Regions from separate parts of the Mus musculus genome. Here region 2 is linked to region 1. Evidence: chromatin loops called from intact Hi-C (ENCODE). Cell type or tissue: left cerebral cortex. All regions are shown on one strand. Each heading gives the region's core, and the rest is flanking DNA. Links, peaks and the distances in the headings are about the cores only. Region 1 holds the start of Gm25268 (a small nuclear RNA gene). Region 2 overlaps Btaf1 (B-TFIID TATA-box binding protein associated factor 1).

What was found. Peaks named below come from ENCODE experiments on the same cell type or tissue, not always from the same donor. Only the 100,000 strongest peaks of a DNase experiment are listed, where the experiment ranks them.
Region 2: it touches region 1 in a loop (3-fold over the local background); 14 of 42 quality-filtered maps call a loop at or near these places.

The regions. Positions count from the first base shown.
Region 1 is chr19:37,230,136-37,238,478 of GRCm38, reverse strand. Gm25268 (a small nuclear RNA gene) reads left to right here and starts at 4,995; the gene lies at 4,995-5,097. It also overlaps the pseudogene Gm9056. In left cerebral cortex, for the core only: no CTCF peak of the experiment used is centred there; DNase peaks (open chromatin) are centred at 4,414 and 4,715; H3K4me3 peaks cover 819 bases.
Region 2 is chr19:36,960,298-36,968,640 of GRCm38, reverse strand. It overlaps Btaf1 (B-TFIID TATA-box binding protein associated factor 1), which reads right to left. Exons shown (of 38, transcript NM_001080706.1): 7 at 6,873-7,002; 8 at 6,142-6,210; 9 at 2,934-3,023; 10 at 2,054-2,149; 11 at 1,789-1,965. Among named protein-coding and RNA genes, the nearest start is that of Btaf1, 38 kb to the right of the region's middle. In left cerebral cortex, for the core only: no CTCF peak of the experiment used is centred there; a DNase peak (open chromatin) is centred at 3,840.

The DNA.
Region 1 (8,343 bases), core at 106-8,105:
TCCACCCATACTACCCTCTTAACTCCCCTCCCCATGCCCTGAATAAACTATTCTATACTACATCGTTCTGTGACTGGTCCCTTAGGGGGAAGGGATGCCTCAGCATGGGCCCGTGGAGACACTCCCTTCCCCCACACCTGACTACACCCCCACCAAACATATCCCCTCTTCTCTTTATCTTTTTATAAACACACCAGTACTCAGGGCTGCTGTTTTGGGATTATCAGCTCCTCCCCATGGGGAAAATGGCGGGGGCTGGGGGGGGGGCGGTGCTCGTGTGTTTTGAACTGATAACGTGCACAGTTCTCAACTCGGTAAGCCCAGGGTGGCGCTCAAGGTTCGGCAACTCTTACATGTCCAGGGCTGCCGGGCTGTTTTCTTCCTCAGGCACTTGGCAATTACTTTGTTCCTCCTCGAACTGGAATTTGTACAGCATATTGAAAACTCTGACAAGGCAGACGCTGGCTAGATGTGCCTGCTCTTAGACTGGTTTCTTGTCTCCACCTCCTGATCCCGCTAGCTCTGGTCCAAAACTCTCCAGCCAACACAGGAGGAGGAGCCACGCCAGCTCTCAGCATCCCTCCCTGCCTTAGACATCACCTAAATCAGCCTGTCTTGGTTTCTGATGATGTAAGGCAGAAAGTCTAAATGACATGGTCTCCTTGCCTCAGTTTCCCAAATGTCTTTAGGTTGCTACTAGTGTGATAAAACGTGACAAAACAAAACAAAACAAAGAAACCAAAAACCAACCAAACAAACAAAAAACAAAGTTGTGGCAGCAAGGTTTATTTTGTATTATGTATCATTCAGGAAGGTTGAAAGAGGAACTTCAGCAGGGCAGGACCCTGGAGTCAGCGCCTGCGCCTGATGCAGGAGTGCTTACTTACAGGTTTGTTTCAAATGGCTTGTTCAACCAGCTTTCTCAAAAGCAGCCGGATCCACCAACCCAGGAGTGGCACCACCCTCCCGCATCAGTTATCAATTAGGAAAATACCCCATACACTTACCTACAGCCCAACCTGGTGGGAACGTTATGTTAACTGAGGCTCTCCCTTCCCAAATAGCTCTAACTGCTGTTGTCATAAAAACTAGTCAGCATACCAGACCATGAAAGCTATCTCTAGATTCAATCCCCAGGACCTCAGAGAGGGGAAAACCTTTCAGCTAAGAGATTGATTTTAAAACCTTTTTATTTATTCTTTGATAATTTCATATACAATGTATTTTTATCATATCCACCCCACTTCCCCTAACATATCCTAGACAAACCAACACATCTTCTTCCTTACTTCTCCTTTTCCTTCTCCTCCTCCTCTCCTCACTCCTATTTTTTATCTTTGTCTTTTATAATTCAGTGAGTCCAATTAGTGCTGGCAGAATGCACATGTGGAGCCATCCACATGAGCAGAGGCAACCTAGGTCACATCTGTTGATTTTAACAAAATCTCAATTGTTTGATTTTTTTTCCAATGAAGACTCGAGAGCCAGATGCTGGGGTGAAAGCCTGCTAGCTCAGAGAGGCAGAGAAAGCACCCAGCTGACCTTCTTCCTCAGCTGATGTCCCCCCCAGGAACACCCCCTCTCTCAAACAACCTCCTTCAAACTGAAGGTCCCTCTCTTCTACTTCCCATGCGTCTCTCCGTCCATCCTCCTCACTCTCTCTTACTCTCTGTGTTTTTTTTCTTAGTAATCTTATGTTCACTTCCCTTCAATTTGTGGCTTGCTCCATCTCTTGACCTATGGTTGACTTTATGTTTACAATAAATATTCAAGCAGGAAGTTTTTGGATTAAAGGTGTGTGCTAAGGCTGAGCCACACCATAACTGAAAAAAGTTTTTTTTTTTTCCAGTAAATAACACAATCTCGGGGCTCACGGTGTGATCAAATATCCTGCAACACACATCCTCACAGAAAAAACTCTGTTTCCCAAAAGCTGTCAACTGCTAATATTTCTTCAGCTAGGGGTATGGCCTCATGAGGAACTCTTGATGCTGTGCAGATAACTATAGGTGCTTTGAGTTCGTGAGTGTGATAGCCATATTATATCTAAAAGACAGTAACTCGCAGCACTCTTACCGATCCTCTCGCTCTCTCATTCTTTTTCTCTCCTCTTCCAGAACGTTCTCTGAACCCTATAGTGAGGTTGTATATGGATATACTATTTAGGACTAAGCACGCACAATCACTTTATCACCACGTAGACCACTTATGAGTCTGTATTAACGGCTACTCATGGTAAAATCAAACTTTTCTGGCTAAAGATTGAGAGTAGCACTAATCTGTGGATACAGATGTAAATATTTAGAAGCAATCTCACAACATGACTGCTGTACTACATCCTGCTTCTCCATTGTGGGTGCGTTGGCACCGCTGGCAAGATGCCAGGAAGGGGGCAGGGCAAAGTCCTAAACAGGGAGTCCACAGTGGTTTCCACCATCAGCATTACAGCAAGGAGAGGGAGGCAGGAATCCGGGGTCTGCAGTCTATCTTTCTCCCCTTGGGGCATCTGCCCGTTAGGCAGAGAAGGGAGGTAGAACCCAGGACAGGGCCGAGCAGAATGTGGTTCCATTAGGAGCTAGGGTTGAGTGTACCAGCGGGGCTGGAGGGAAGAAAGACTTCTCGGGAGTCATAGGCACGGCTCTTTAGTTGAAGGCCTTCCCCACAGTGATCCTTAAAGAGGACCAGCTCTCTGAGATGGTCCTTGCTTTTTTATACTGGTTTATTTGATGGTGAATATAAATACATACACTTTATATTCGGGGTGAACCAGGGATTACATATCTTTTGTGGGGAAGGAATACCCAGGAAAGGAAATTCATTGCTGAGGGTACCTCGTTAGCGTGGAGAACTCCAGCTGTTACTTTATGTGACTGACTGCCAGTGGTCCTCTCAGTGGGGTGTCATGGTTACATGTCCCAGAGCAGTTACACAGACAGGTAGCTCCACTCCCGCCAATCTCAGATCTCAGAGACTGCTGGGGTCTGAGCTCACTCAGCCTTGCCAGTTCTTATGTCTGTCTGGTTGCACAGTCCCACATGCCCTACACATGTGGATACACTTAGCAAAACAACAGTAGTAGGTTTATCCCATAGGGTCTATGACCTTCCTAGACTAGATTTTGGCTGTGTTTACAGTACAGGGCATGAATTCTCTCTGGTGGAACAGGCTTCAAAGCTGGTCAGAAGGTGGTTGGTGACTTAAATTGTGCCCCTTCTGAGGCAACAGACCCCATTTTGCCTGCTAAGTCAGCATTGCAGCGTGCAGGGTCCTGCATACAGTAAGACCTTTATTGTCATGTCTCCCCAGAGGTTTGCATGGTACGCTCCAGCACTATGAAAGCTATCCAGGAGGGAAGACGTTTCTCAGTCAGTTCCATACTGATTTCTCCATGTCTCATAGAGAAAGTATGTAGTGTATTCAGCAATAGGCTCTTAACATATAGTTATAGTGAACAACCAAGAGAAATGGCAGTAGCCTGTGTTGTTTTGGAGACCTTTGGGGTAACTCCTAGGGAGGTATTCTATGAGAATTAATTTCCTTCTCCTTCCTTCCTTCCTTCCTTCCCTCCCTCCCTCCCTCCTTCCTCCCTCCCTCCCTTCCCTCCCTCCCTCCCTCCCTCCCTCCCTCCCTCCTTCCTTCCTTCCTTCCTTCCTTCTTTCCTTCCTTCCTTCCCAAATTTACTTCTGGGTCTATCTTGTAAGAGGAAGCTGGAAATAAAGGGGAATTTAATAAAAAATGGCACAACTTGTTAAATACCTCTCGATTAGGCCCTCTCATGCAGAGAGACCAGTCCCAGACAGCTATGACCCTAGGAACCCCAGGGTGGCACTAAACATGGCTGAGGAAGGCCAGGTGCCAGAGGCTCCCTGCCTAGCCTTTCTGCATAAGGAAGCCAAATAGGAGGTGGGCAGGGTATGTCACCACCTTAGAAAGTCCCTAAGGAACTTCCAGAGCTTGGTGACCCAGAGATTGGCACCGAAGTCAGACAGGTACTGGATTTCGGGCGTGAGCATGCGCCGGCAGAGTGCTCTTCTTGAGGTTGTAACCCAGGGTGGACTTGACACCCAGGGGCTGCCAGGGCTGAATGGCCGAGTCTTGGATGGCCTCTGCACCAACCGCTTGACCGCCATCTATGCAGATGCGGTGCATGTGCTCCTTCGCTTGGCGCAGCTCGGCTACCTCGCCGGCCATGCGCTCACATCCAAAGGCCTCCACCTTTTGCCAGAAGCTGGCGTTGAAGTGACGGTAGAGGCGCACGTCCAGCCAGGTTCCAAGCGGTGGCTCGGCGGTACAGCCCTCCCGAGAGTCGCGGCACCGGCGAGTGGCGCAGTGCATTGAGCTTGAAGTACAGCACATCCTCCAGGTCCCAACACAACATCTCCGGAGCAGCACCAGGGATTCGTCAAGTACTCCTGCAGCAGCACCAGGTGGAAGCGGCGCTCCACCCCCAGGATCTCCTGCACTCGCGGGCTGCCCGGGTCCAGGCTACTATCGTAGCCCAGGCCGAAGAAGAGCAGGTTGCGGAGGTAGTGAGCGTTGTAGCTGCTCGGATCGTAGTAGCGATCGGGGTCCTGCAGGAACTCGGCCAGCATGTCGCGGCTCGACAGCTTCCAGGTGAGCGGCACCACGGATCCAAAATAGTGGAAGGAAGACTCTTAGAGACGAGCAGGGTCACGGATGACGGTGATGAAGGCACTCGGCCGCACCAGCCCGCACCAGCCCGTGCACTTCCTTACAGTGGAAGCGCATGTGGTTGCAGATGATGCTGAAGCACGCCCAAGGCCGGTAGTCCTGCACCAGGCTTCGTGCAAAGTACCACGGGTAGTGGAAGTCGTTGAATTTCATTGTATAACCCATGTCTTCAGAGAACGGCATTGTCCATTAGTTTTCATTCAAATTACTGTTCTTAATATTTTAAATATAATATTAAATATAATAAAATTTCTTAGATATAAAATAAATTTATTATTTTTGTTTTATATATTTATATATATATTTGCTTAGGCAGAACACATGCTAAAATTGGAATGATACAAAGATTAGCATGACCCCTACACAAGGATGTCACGAAATTTATGGAATGCTCTGTATTTGTTTTTGGTATCAATGACTGCAGACTCATAACTGAGAATGAGAAACATAGAAGGCTTCTGTGACAATCTCTTTCTACCCCGCCAAAAGAAACAGTCCAGAACAGGAAGCTATAGAAGAGAGTTCTTAAAAGTTGTGATAAAGATGCTGAAGTGTAGCTCCTTACACTTCACTTGACGGGGCGGACGGTGGGGGGGACTCCATATTATACACACACACACACACACACACACACACACACACACACACACACATATATATATAAAGGGCTGGTCACTGGGAATTTGACCATGCTCCAATCAGTATAGGGAAAAATGTATTTTTAAATTAACCATCTAAGTAATAGGTTTGGCTATACGGGGCTGGTGTTAATAGGTGATTTACAACTAGTCGTACTTGTCTCGTGAAACTGAGTGCCCCGGTGTTTGGAGCAACCTGTTTAGAATTGTAACGTCCTCTTGATGGACGGTTCACGTCATCTGTATAAAGTAGCTTTTATCTCTTCTCAATGGTTCTGGATTGAAGCCTATTTTGACAGCAACATCTGCTTGCTTCCTAGGTCCATTTGCTTAGAGTACATTTTCCTTGTCGTTTACCCTACAGTAATGTCTGTCTTTTGTGATAAGGTGCACTTTCTTAGAGGCAGCAAACAGATGGTGCCTGTTTTTTTTTTTTTTTTGGTTTTTGAGACAGGGTTTCTCTGTGTAGCCCTGGCTGTCCTGGAACTCACTTTATAGACCAGGCTGGCCTCGAACTCAGAAATCCGCCTGCCTCTGCCTCCAGAGTGCTGGGATTAAAGGCGTGCACCACCACGCCCGGCCTTTGTTTTTGTTTTTGATCTAATCTATCCCTCTGTGTCTTTTCACTAAGGGAATTGATATCATTAATATTCACAGTTATTATTGAAAGGTGTGTATTCATTCCTGTCAGTTTTTAAAAACTATTTTAGTTTGCATTGTTTGTTTTCCCCCCTCTTTCTCTCTTGCTTAGCTATTATCCTAGTATGGTTTGTTTTTCCTGTGGCCTTATGGATGGATTTATTTTTCTCTTCAGTCTGAAGAATTCCTTCAAGGATCTACTTAGTTGGTGATCAAGATTAAAGAATCAATTTTTATAATGGAAAGTTTTTATCTTTTCTTTGTAGGCTTTGATTTTTCAAAAACCTACTTTAATAAGGATTCTTAAATGCTTTAACCTGCTGTCTTAAGTCAACAATTACATCGGGCAAATAAAAGATACTTTTACATATGCATGTACCTATGTGTTAGAAACAAGGAGACTAAATTGTTTGCTTATACATGGCAGTAGCTTTTACTATATTTTTCAATACACTATATTTGGCCATCCTTAAAAAACAGAAGGAGCAGGCTGGAGAGATGGCTCAGTGGTTAAGAGCACAGTGCTCTTCCATAGGTGCTGAGTTCAATTCCCAGCAACCACATGGTGGTTTATAACCATCTCTAATGGGACAGGATGTTCTCCTCTGGTGTGTCTGAAGACAGCTATAGTATAATCACATACATAGGATAAATAAATCTTTTTAAAAAGCTAAAAAACAAAAACAAAACAAAAAAACCCCAGAAGGGGCCAAGTGATGGCTCAGTGGTTAAGAGTTTGTGCTGCTCTTATAGAGGATCCAAGTTCAGTCCCCAACACTCACAGTGAACAGTTCTGAACTGCCGGTAACTCCAGCTTTCAGGTGCTTCGATTCTGTCTTCTGGACTCTGCAGGCATCTGCACTCACATACCCTCTCCACATCCATATATACACATGATTTTAAAAACTAAAAAGAATTACATTGCCATAATGGAAGGCTCACTCTATCACTGGAGTGGCTAAAGTTTGTAAGACTGTAGACAGATGTAGCTGGGGAGAGCAGAGGAGGTGTGGAGGGGCACTTTTTATGATGCTCAGGGTTGTAATGGGGGCGGGGCCGCTTTACAAATGCTAGACAAGCAAGCACTCTACTACAAGCTACGCTCCTAGCCCTTAGTTGGCCTTCAACTTGCTACATAGTTCTTGAACTTGCTATGTATCCCAGGCTGGCCTTGAATGCACAAAAATCATCCTGCCTCAACTTCCCAAGGGGTGGGATTAGTCTGATGTCATCTTGCTTAATTGAACATCTTCTAGGGAGTTGCTCAGTGTGGAGGAGGTTGCAGTTATATATGGAATGTACATGTATTTAAAAATCCACTGAGTTATTTTACCTCTAAAGATTTGTATTTACTGTGTATCACTCGAAAGGGAATGACATCCGTTCCACTGAGATGGCTCAGCAGATAAAGGGACCTTACTGCTAAGTCTAATGACCTTCTTTCAACCCCAGGGACGCACATGGTAGAGGTAGAGAATGGGTTTCTGTAGATTGTCCTCTTATCTTCACATTCTTGCTCTCTTTCTCTTATACAGACATCCTCACATACCCTTGCCAATCAATGCAATGCAATAAAGAAAGAATGACATCAAACTTAAAATTGAGTGTGGTCATACTTGTAATCTGCACTCTGGGAGGTAGAAGCAGGAGGACCAGGAGTTCAAGGGTAGTTTTAGGTAACATTGAGTTAGCTCAAGGCCAGCTAGATCTGGGGGCTCTGTCTCAAAAAACCAAACCAAACCAAACCAAAAACAATACGAAAACACCCACATCAGTTTTAAATCAGGGGTATGTCCTGGTGGGATAACTCAGTGGCTAAAAGCTTTTCTGCACAAGAGACAGTTTCAATCCTCGGACCTCAAAATGGGAGGAGAGGACAGACTTCCCAGATCTCTGATACATAGAGTGTGATATGGCATGATCACACCACACCACCCACCACCACCACCACCACCACCAAAACATGACTTAAAAAACAATAGAATCAGAGGTATGTGTAGATGCTAAAGCCTTGAGAACTGAATAAAGCACACAAAGAGAAATGTAAGGCACTCAAAGCACTATTCTTCATGTCTTAAATCATCTTCTAGGAGCTGGAGAGATGGCTCAGTGGTTAAGAGCATCTATTGCTCTTACAGAACCAAACCTAAGTTCGGTTCTCAGCATCACAACCGCCTGTAGCTTTATCTCCAGGGGATCCGATACCTCTGGCCTCTGCAGCCACCCACATTCACTTGTGCATACCCTACACACTGACATCTAAAAGTAAAATGGAAACAAACCTTAAAATTGTTTTCAAACCACGTGTGCTAAACGTTGAAAATAATGAAGCGTTTGGAAGTCAGCTGAAGACACACACTCCATGCGTTGGGCT
Region 2 (8,343 bases), core at 58-8,057, 270 kb after region 1:
CTCCTGTGATCATATACTAAGACTCTCACTAAAAGCAACTGCTACCCAAACATGAAGACCTGAATTCAAATCCCCAACACCTACACACCCACCCACATTGTTTTTTAAAGCCAGGCATACCTGTGTGTGCCTATCATGCCATTATTATTGGTGAGAGACAGAAGGCTTCTAAGAGCTTACTGGCTAGACAGTCTAGTCAAAGAGGTGAGCTTCCAATTCAGTAAGAAACCCTGTCACGCATTACATGAAGGGTGACAACTCTGTAGTAAGTCAGCATACCAGAGACATCTTCACATCTGTGATCACTGATACAGTATTCACAGTAGCCAAGATATAGCCCCAGCCTATATTTCATCAATATATTAAGGAGGGAAGAAAATGTGTTACACATACAAAATAGAAAAAAACCTATTCAGCTATGAAGAAGAATGTAAGTGTGACTTCTGCAGGAAGATGGACCACAGAGGCAGCAAAAAGAAGCTCCCTGAAACAGCCCAAGAAACAAGCTAAGAATGTGAACAAGACAGATAAAATGTTTAGTCAGAAATAATAATAATGATAATGATGATGATAATAATAATAATAGCAGAAGAATCTCATGGAGGTAAAATAAAAGCTGAATCCATGAGAAGGGTCCTTTGGCCAGAGGTGGAATTACAAAACTCTGACAAAAAGCAAGCTGTTTCTTGTATCTAAGGTGATGATGGCCCACCCAATTCCTATCTAAACATCTGAATTCCACCTATAATCATAATAAAATGTTCTCCTGGAGCCTCTTATACACTGTAATAAACTTTTTATAAAGTAAAAATACATATGAAAATTCCAAAATTAGACCCAATTCTTTGTACAGTAACAAAAAATTAATTTAAAAGTTATAAAAACAAAAGAGAACTGCTTCTCAAGAGCTGAGTCAGTTTACTGTCAGAAGACCAACAAAAAATAAAATTTTTAAAAATTAGTTTTACAAGACAAATAACTTTTTTTTTTTTTGGTTTTTGGTTTTTTTAAAGACAGGGTTTCTCTGTGTAGCCTTGGCTGTCCTGGAACTCACTCTGTAGACCAGGCTGGCCTCGAACTCCAGGATGAAGCCTGACAATGGAACAAGCACTGGATTATAAAACACTCTGTTAAAAAAAGAAAAGATGTCATGTGGTTTTGACTTTTGGTACAGCCTTAAACAAGGCTTCTAACTTTTTAGAACTTGTTTTCCTATGTGAAAATAATAAGGCTACCTTATCCTGCTTTTCTCAGGCTTCTTATAAAATATAAACAAAGAAAAACATTGGTGAATAATATAAAAAGTACATGACTGTATAGACTGCCTGCTTTGATCCGTGCTGTATGTTTCCTGTCTATATCATCTGAATATGTATCTCCTGTATAACTTATCTCACATCCTAAGACCATGTATTCAATATTTAAATGAGTTCAAACAATTAAAGAACTATGAAATACACTGAATGAGTTGCAACAATGTAAATAACCATCTTTGGACTTCTCTGTAAAATCTATGAACATCGCCAATTTTGTGACACTTTCTCAAGAAGGCAAGCTTGAGCCTGGCATGATGACATACACAATCTTAGAATCCACGAGGAAAAAGAAAAGGCAGAGGCAGAAAAATCTCTGCAATTCTGAGGTATAGCAAGTTCCAGGCTAGCTGGAGATAAATAGGGAAATCATAAAACAAAGGAACAAACAAGCGATCAAGCATACCCATCCCAACATCACAACAAACAAGACATCCAAAAGGGAAAAATCCCTTTCAAAAACTGAGTTAGTTACCTGACGAACTGCCAAAGCATATTTTATTCCCAGAAGACCACCATGTCTAACTTCCCACTGTTCTTGTGTCAATAATTTCAGCAGCACATCCACTGTCTTATGAACTCCTGTTTCGTTCATGTGCTTTAAAACCACACCTAACGTTTGAGCACAAGTCTCACGAACTGGCGCTACAACCTTCAGAATAGAAAGGAGTTACATATGCAGGAAATTTACTGATGTAGAATTTACAGTCTGGACAAAGCTTCACTCAGATGGTACTTACTTCATCAGAAACGAAGTCTCCAAATCTGTCCAACGCAAAAACACAAAGGAGTCTAATGACTAAGTCTTCCAACCACTCTTGATGCTGCTGAATCATCTATTAAAATACAATCATTTTTAACAATAGGTAAAAATCAACTCTGTACTAGGGAGAGAGTGAGCTGTTCAGTCCAAAAATGGAGGGAAAAATACACACAACACGTACACACACAATATTAGGACATATTATCTTAGTAGAAAGAAGTTACCAAACCACGTAAGAATTCTATATACCATCTTTAAATGTAATCATGTCATCTTTGATAATTATATTCAGAAGCCCTACGTCAAAATTCTTATATTCATAGTTCCTATTATGTTCCTGTACTCTTAAAAAACACAAATTACAAGCTGGGCACTCAGGAGGCAGAGGCAGGGAGATCTCTGTGAGTTCCAGGCTAGAAAGGTACACAGGGAATTCCAAGCCAGCCATAGCTAAACAGTAAGACTGTCTCAAAACATCCCACACCTCCAAGAAAACAGAAGAAAAAGAATTACTTAAGGTTACTCTGTGCCAGGTCTTCTGCTATCTGTGCTATTTCCAGTGTACTACACTAATGTTGCTGGTAACCAGTATTATTTTATTTATCTTACTCTCTATTGCATTATCCTGCTCAAATGCTCTTCTTTCTACAATTTTTCCACTCTAGTGTTTCTGAAGATCTCTGTTCTCTAAACTGATTCTATAACAATAAACTTGAATTTTTTTTTTTTTTACCTATTCATAGCTCTTCTTCTTACTCACCTTGCATTCCAACTTTGTTACATAACTTTTGTCACTTTCCCCTAAATTGGAAAGAGAGACCAACTACCAAATTAAATTATAGGCTTAATATACTTACCTCCTCTAAAGTGCTGTCTCCCATTTTACCACCACTTTTCCCATGAGCTTTAAGAATTTCTCTGAGTCCAGTACCTGCCCCATGTCGAACCTAAAAAAACACAAGAAGCAAACATCAGGTGCCAAATGTTTAAAGAAGCCAAGTCAATTTTTCATTAATATGAAAATGTTTTGCAGTCACAGTTGATGCTACAGAAGTATCTATTGAAGCATAATCATGTGCCCCTGTCAGTCTTTCAAGCAAGGTTTTACTTTGTAACCCTAATTGAGCTGAAGCTGCTATGTATACAAGGTTGGCCAAGAACTCACAAAAGACTAGCCTGCTCTACTTCCCCAGTGCTGGGACTAAAGGTGTGTGCCACCACACCTGGCCAGTAATCATGTTTTTAAATAACATGCATTTTGTACTGTGATACAAGAAAAGTAAAATAAACAGTACCTTTATTAATTTCACTTATGGAAGGTTTTCAAAGTTGAACAACAAAACAGTTATTTCTCTAACTCTAGGATATAAATGCACCTAGCTTTCATTTCTATCCCTAGTCTGTACTTAGACTCAGAACTAAACAGAAAGGAAAAGAAATGTTTCTGTATAGCCCAAATACCAATATTTTAGAAGTGCAAAAAACAAAAAACCCAAAAAGTAGTCAAGTGCCAAAAGAAGAGAATTCACATAAACTGTCTAATGACTGGTGCTTTCTTATATCTGGTAGATCAATCAGCATTCTCAGAGGTGAGGATCTGTTCTTAGATGAAAGGAAAGAAAGTCTGTACTATATACTATAGTCATTTATTTAAAATGCTCTCTGAGCTAAGATTTAATCCTAAAAGACTCACCATCCACCACCCACGCTTTTCTTTTCCCCTCTCCTTTTTTCCACTCTGAGGATCACAGCCAGGCAGGATCTCGTACATGCTAAGCAAAGTGCTCTACAAATGAGCTACATCTCAGGGCTCAAAGCAGGTTTGTGCAGGGGAGTGGTTCTGATGCTCTGACACCCAATTAGTTCTTTTTCTTTTTCTTTTTCTTTTCTTTTTTTTTTTTTTTTTTTTTTTTTGGTTTTTCAAGACAGGGTTTCTCTGTGTAGCCCTGGCTGTCCTGGAACTCCCTTTGCAGACCAGGCTGGCCTCCAACTCAGAAATCCGCCTGCCTCTGCCTCCGGAGAACTGGGATTAAAGGCGTGTACCCACCATGCCCAGCTCACCCAATTAGTTCTTGATCAATCAATAAAGATGCCAGTGGCCAATGGCTGGGTAGAAAGAAAGAGGCGGGACTTCCAGGTTCCCACAGGATAGGAGAGAGGAGAGGGCAGGAAGAGGAGAATGGATATACTGGGGGTGGGGGTAATGGAACAGTCTCAGAGCTGCAGGGAATATCTTCCAAAATGTAGGCAGAAAGGGAAAGAAATCCAATAAAGGCAGCCCGAAAGCGTCTTGGGCAGCAAAACCAATGGGCTTCATAGAAGGTAACAGAGCAACTAAGCTGAGGGAAGATTTAGAGGTGTTGAGCTAGAAGTAAAGAGAAGGGCATGCTAGCGGCAGAAGATTGTAGAAGAACCCAGCAACTGAGTCAGTAAGGCAGGTTAACAATGAGCTAATGTGTGTATGTCTTTCATCTACAGATCCAAGAGAACCTGGGTGGGTAGCTGGTAGCATAGCCTGCCCAGAAGCATTAAAGCGGAGTGGAAGAAACTACACCCTACAGGTTTGTTTTGTTTGTTGAATTCAAGGGCCAACTAAAGATTTGGGATAACCAAGCAATAATTCAATCCGAAGCTTCATTTTACTTTCCGACATACTGGGACAGGTTTGAAATTTTCTTTTAAGAAATACTTTGGAGCCGGGCGGTGGTGGCGCATGCCTTTAATCCCAGCACGCGGGAGGCAGAGGCAGGCGGATTTCTGAGTTTGAGGCCAGCCTGGTCTACAAAGTGAGTTCCAGGAGAGCCAGGGCTATACAGAGAAACCCTGTCTTGAAAAAACAAACAAACAAACAAACAAACAAAAAAAGAAATACTTCGGAGGCTTAACTACCTCTGAAACTGGTTTGAAAACTACTGCTGTCTACAGCTATACCATGCTGATTTTTGGGGGGAGTCAGGGGTTGATCTTCAGGTTTGAGCCCAAGTATATGCTTCTGTACCTCTAGACCCTGAGATTACTTTCTTGGTAGATCAAAAGTGCCCGCTACAGACATAATATAGGAGTGAGCACTTGTAATCCCAGAATTAAGGAAGATGAGTTAGGAATACCACAAGTTCAAGGACAGTGTGGACTACCATGAGATTGTCATCCTACTCCCCCAAAGTTGTTCATTTTCAAAGGAAAAGAAAGGTTTTTTACTGTTTATCAGAAAAATACAAGTAAGTCTTTACAGTAGCCAAAATAATAAGAAGAAATGAACAATTTGCTTCAGAATATAATTTAAAGAAAAAAAGGTTTAAAAAAAAATCTAAAAACTTCTACTTAGAAGTCAAACCTGGTGTGGTGCCATTGACTTTGTACTGGCTAGTTTTGTATCAACTTGACACAGCTGGAGTTATCACAGAGAAAGGAGCTTCAGTTGAGGAAATGCCTCCATGAGATACAACTGTAAGGCATTTTCTCAATTAGTGATCAAGGAGGAAAGGCCCCTTGTGGGTGGGGCCATCTCTGGGCTGGTAGTCTTGGGTTCTATAAGAGAGCAGGCTGAGCAAGCCAGGGGAAGCAAGCCAGTAAAGAACATCCCTCCATGGCCTCCGCATCAGCTCCTGCTTCCTGACCTGCTTGAGTTCCAGTCCTGACTTCCTTTAGTGATGAACAGCAGTGTGGAAGAGTAAGCCGAATAAACCCTTTCCTCCCAAGTGCTTCTTGTCATGATGTTTGTGCAGGAACAGAACCCTGACTAAGACAGACGTCTAATCCTAGCACCCAGGAGGCAAAGGCAGAAGCTCCTCTGTGAGTCCAAGGCCAGGTCTACATACTGAGGTCAGGTCAGCCAGTTACATGATGAGACGATACCCTGTCTCAAACCCCTCCACCAAGGGGGAGGGAGGGAACGACCACATACACATGGGGACAGGACACCGAGGAAGAGGGAGGGAGGGGGAGAGGGAGAGAAGGAATATGAATGAATGAAAAAAATATACAATATACAAGTCCTAAGAGACCTGATGGAAAATAGGTTTCCTAATAAGATTCCTATCTTTGCCTGAGAGGAAGATGCCTTACCTCCCAGGAGGGATTAAAAAGGTCATTGCAAAGTTCTTCACAAAAGCTTTCCAAAGGCCATTCATTTGTCTAAATAAGAAAGATACAAATTACTATTAGATCAAAGCTTTGGATTCAAGATTTAACAATTTAAGAAAGTCAAAAACGTATGTTTACTTGTAGCATTAGAAAAAGTAACAAGGCTTTAAGATTTTTAAATGTTTTACTAAAGAAGTGTAAGACATTTACTAATAAAATTTCAGGGCTAGAGAGATGGCTCAGCGGTTAAGAGCACTGACTGCTCTTCCTGAGGTCTTGAGTTCAAGTCCCAGCAACCACATGGTGACTCACAACCATCTGTAATGAGATCTGATGTCCTCTTCTGGTGTGTCTGAACACAGCAACAGCGTACTTACATATAATAAAAAATCTTTTTAAAAATTCCTTTTGTTGGCAAACAATATCTCGATGAATACATTTACAAAACTTATAAACAGGGCTTGGAGAGATGGCTCAGTCACTAAGAACACTGGCTGTTTTTCCAGAGAACCCAGGTTCAGTCTCCAGCACCTCCATGACAGCTCACACTGTCTGTGACTTCAGTTCCAAGGGGTCCAACACCCTCTTCTGGCCTTCGTGGACACCAGTCATGCAAGTGGTACACAAACATACATGCAGCAAAACATCCATAAACAAATAAAAAATAAGGCTAAAAATTAAAAATAATAAAGTTATAAACAATTTCAAAATACCTCTTCAATTAAGGAAGAACTTTCTGGAACATTATCTATCAAGACTTTGGAATCACTTGCAGTCTGATTAATAACAACATTTGCTACTTTCCGTCTCTTTTCTTCTGGCTCTCCATCAGTGCTGTCATTGCTAAAAGAGAAGTCACCAATTTTAAAAGTATATGAAGGAATGCAAGTGCTCTACAATTTGTGTCAGAGAATCCATTGTCCACACTGCATGGGTATGTTACCTTGCAGAAGTAGCTTACTCAGCAATCTTACATCAATTAAAATGAACTCATTAATACTTTGAATAAAATATACCCCACTATTGTCTGAATTGGTGAATTTTTTCTTTCAAATTGAATCTCACATATAACATTCTTTCATCTCTACAACCAGTTCCCTTTATTTAAAACTCTTTTAATCAAATTTAAATCCAGCCAAATATGACACTAACTGTTTTAGGCTTGCAACCTGGAGAAAACTAATATGCCAAGTAATAAAAGATTGTCTTATTTGTTTGAAAGAATAAGATTAAAATATATTATATAAAAAATTAACAAAAATTTAAAATCACAAAGAAACTGACCACTGATAAAGAATACAGAAAATGTGAGAAGAGTGCTGTTCTATAACTTGAAGAGAAATACAATGGTTGGCCTATTAAGAACTATTATAAAGGAAAAGGCAAGTTATCTGGGTGTGGTGGCACACACCTTTTTTCCAGCACCCAGGTGAAGCAAGACCATCATGAGCTCAAGATCAGCCTCGCCAACAAAATGAATAAAACACAATCTATCTTTATACATCATCCCAAGAATAAAAGAAAGTAATTCAGTTTATAGTTTTGCTTTCTCTGAATCCCTCCCTCTCTCTATATGTATGTTTGTTTATTTGTATTTCAAGAAAGAATTTCTCTGCATAGCCCTGACAGACCTGAAACTAGCCCCGGAGACCAGGCTGGCCTCAAGTTCACACAGATCTGGCTGCCTCTGTTTCCCGGTGCTCAGGCTCAACATCTTCACAGTGTAAACTACTGGCCAACTGTTCTCGTTCTGTACGATCATGAAAAAGACTGAAGACCCTCAAACCCTCACTAATTCTCTCCTATTGGCTACACTAGTAAACTTGCATACTTGCACTTTCAGACATTTGTTTTTATGACTACATTTGGAATGTCTTTTCCTAGACAGTAAGAGCCATCACCCTTCTTTCAAATCTTTACTCCAAGCTATGTGACTATCCCACCAAAAACTCAAAATCAAGCTCTGCCCATATTTCACATCCCCTTTTGTGGTGGTTTGAATAAGAATGGCCCCCCCTAGGATCATAGTCACCAGTAAATGGCACTGTTTGAGAAGGATTTGGAAGTATTGCCTTTCTGGAGGAAATGTGTGTCACTTTAAGTGGAGTTTGAGGTTTCAAAAGTCCATGCCAGGTCCAGACTCTCTCTTACTCTCTCAGCCTATGGACCAGAGTGTATCTATCC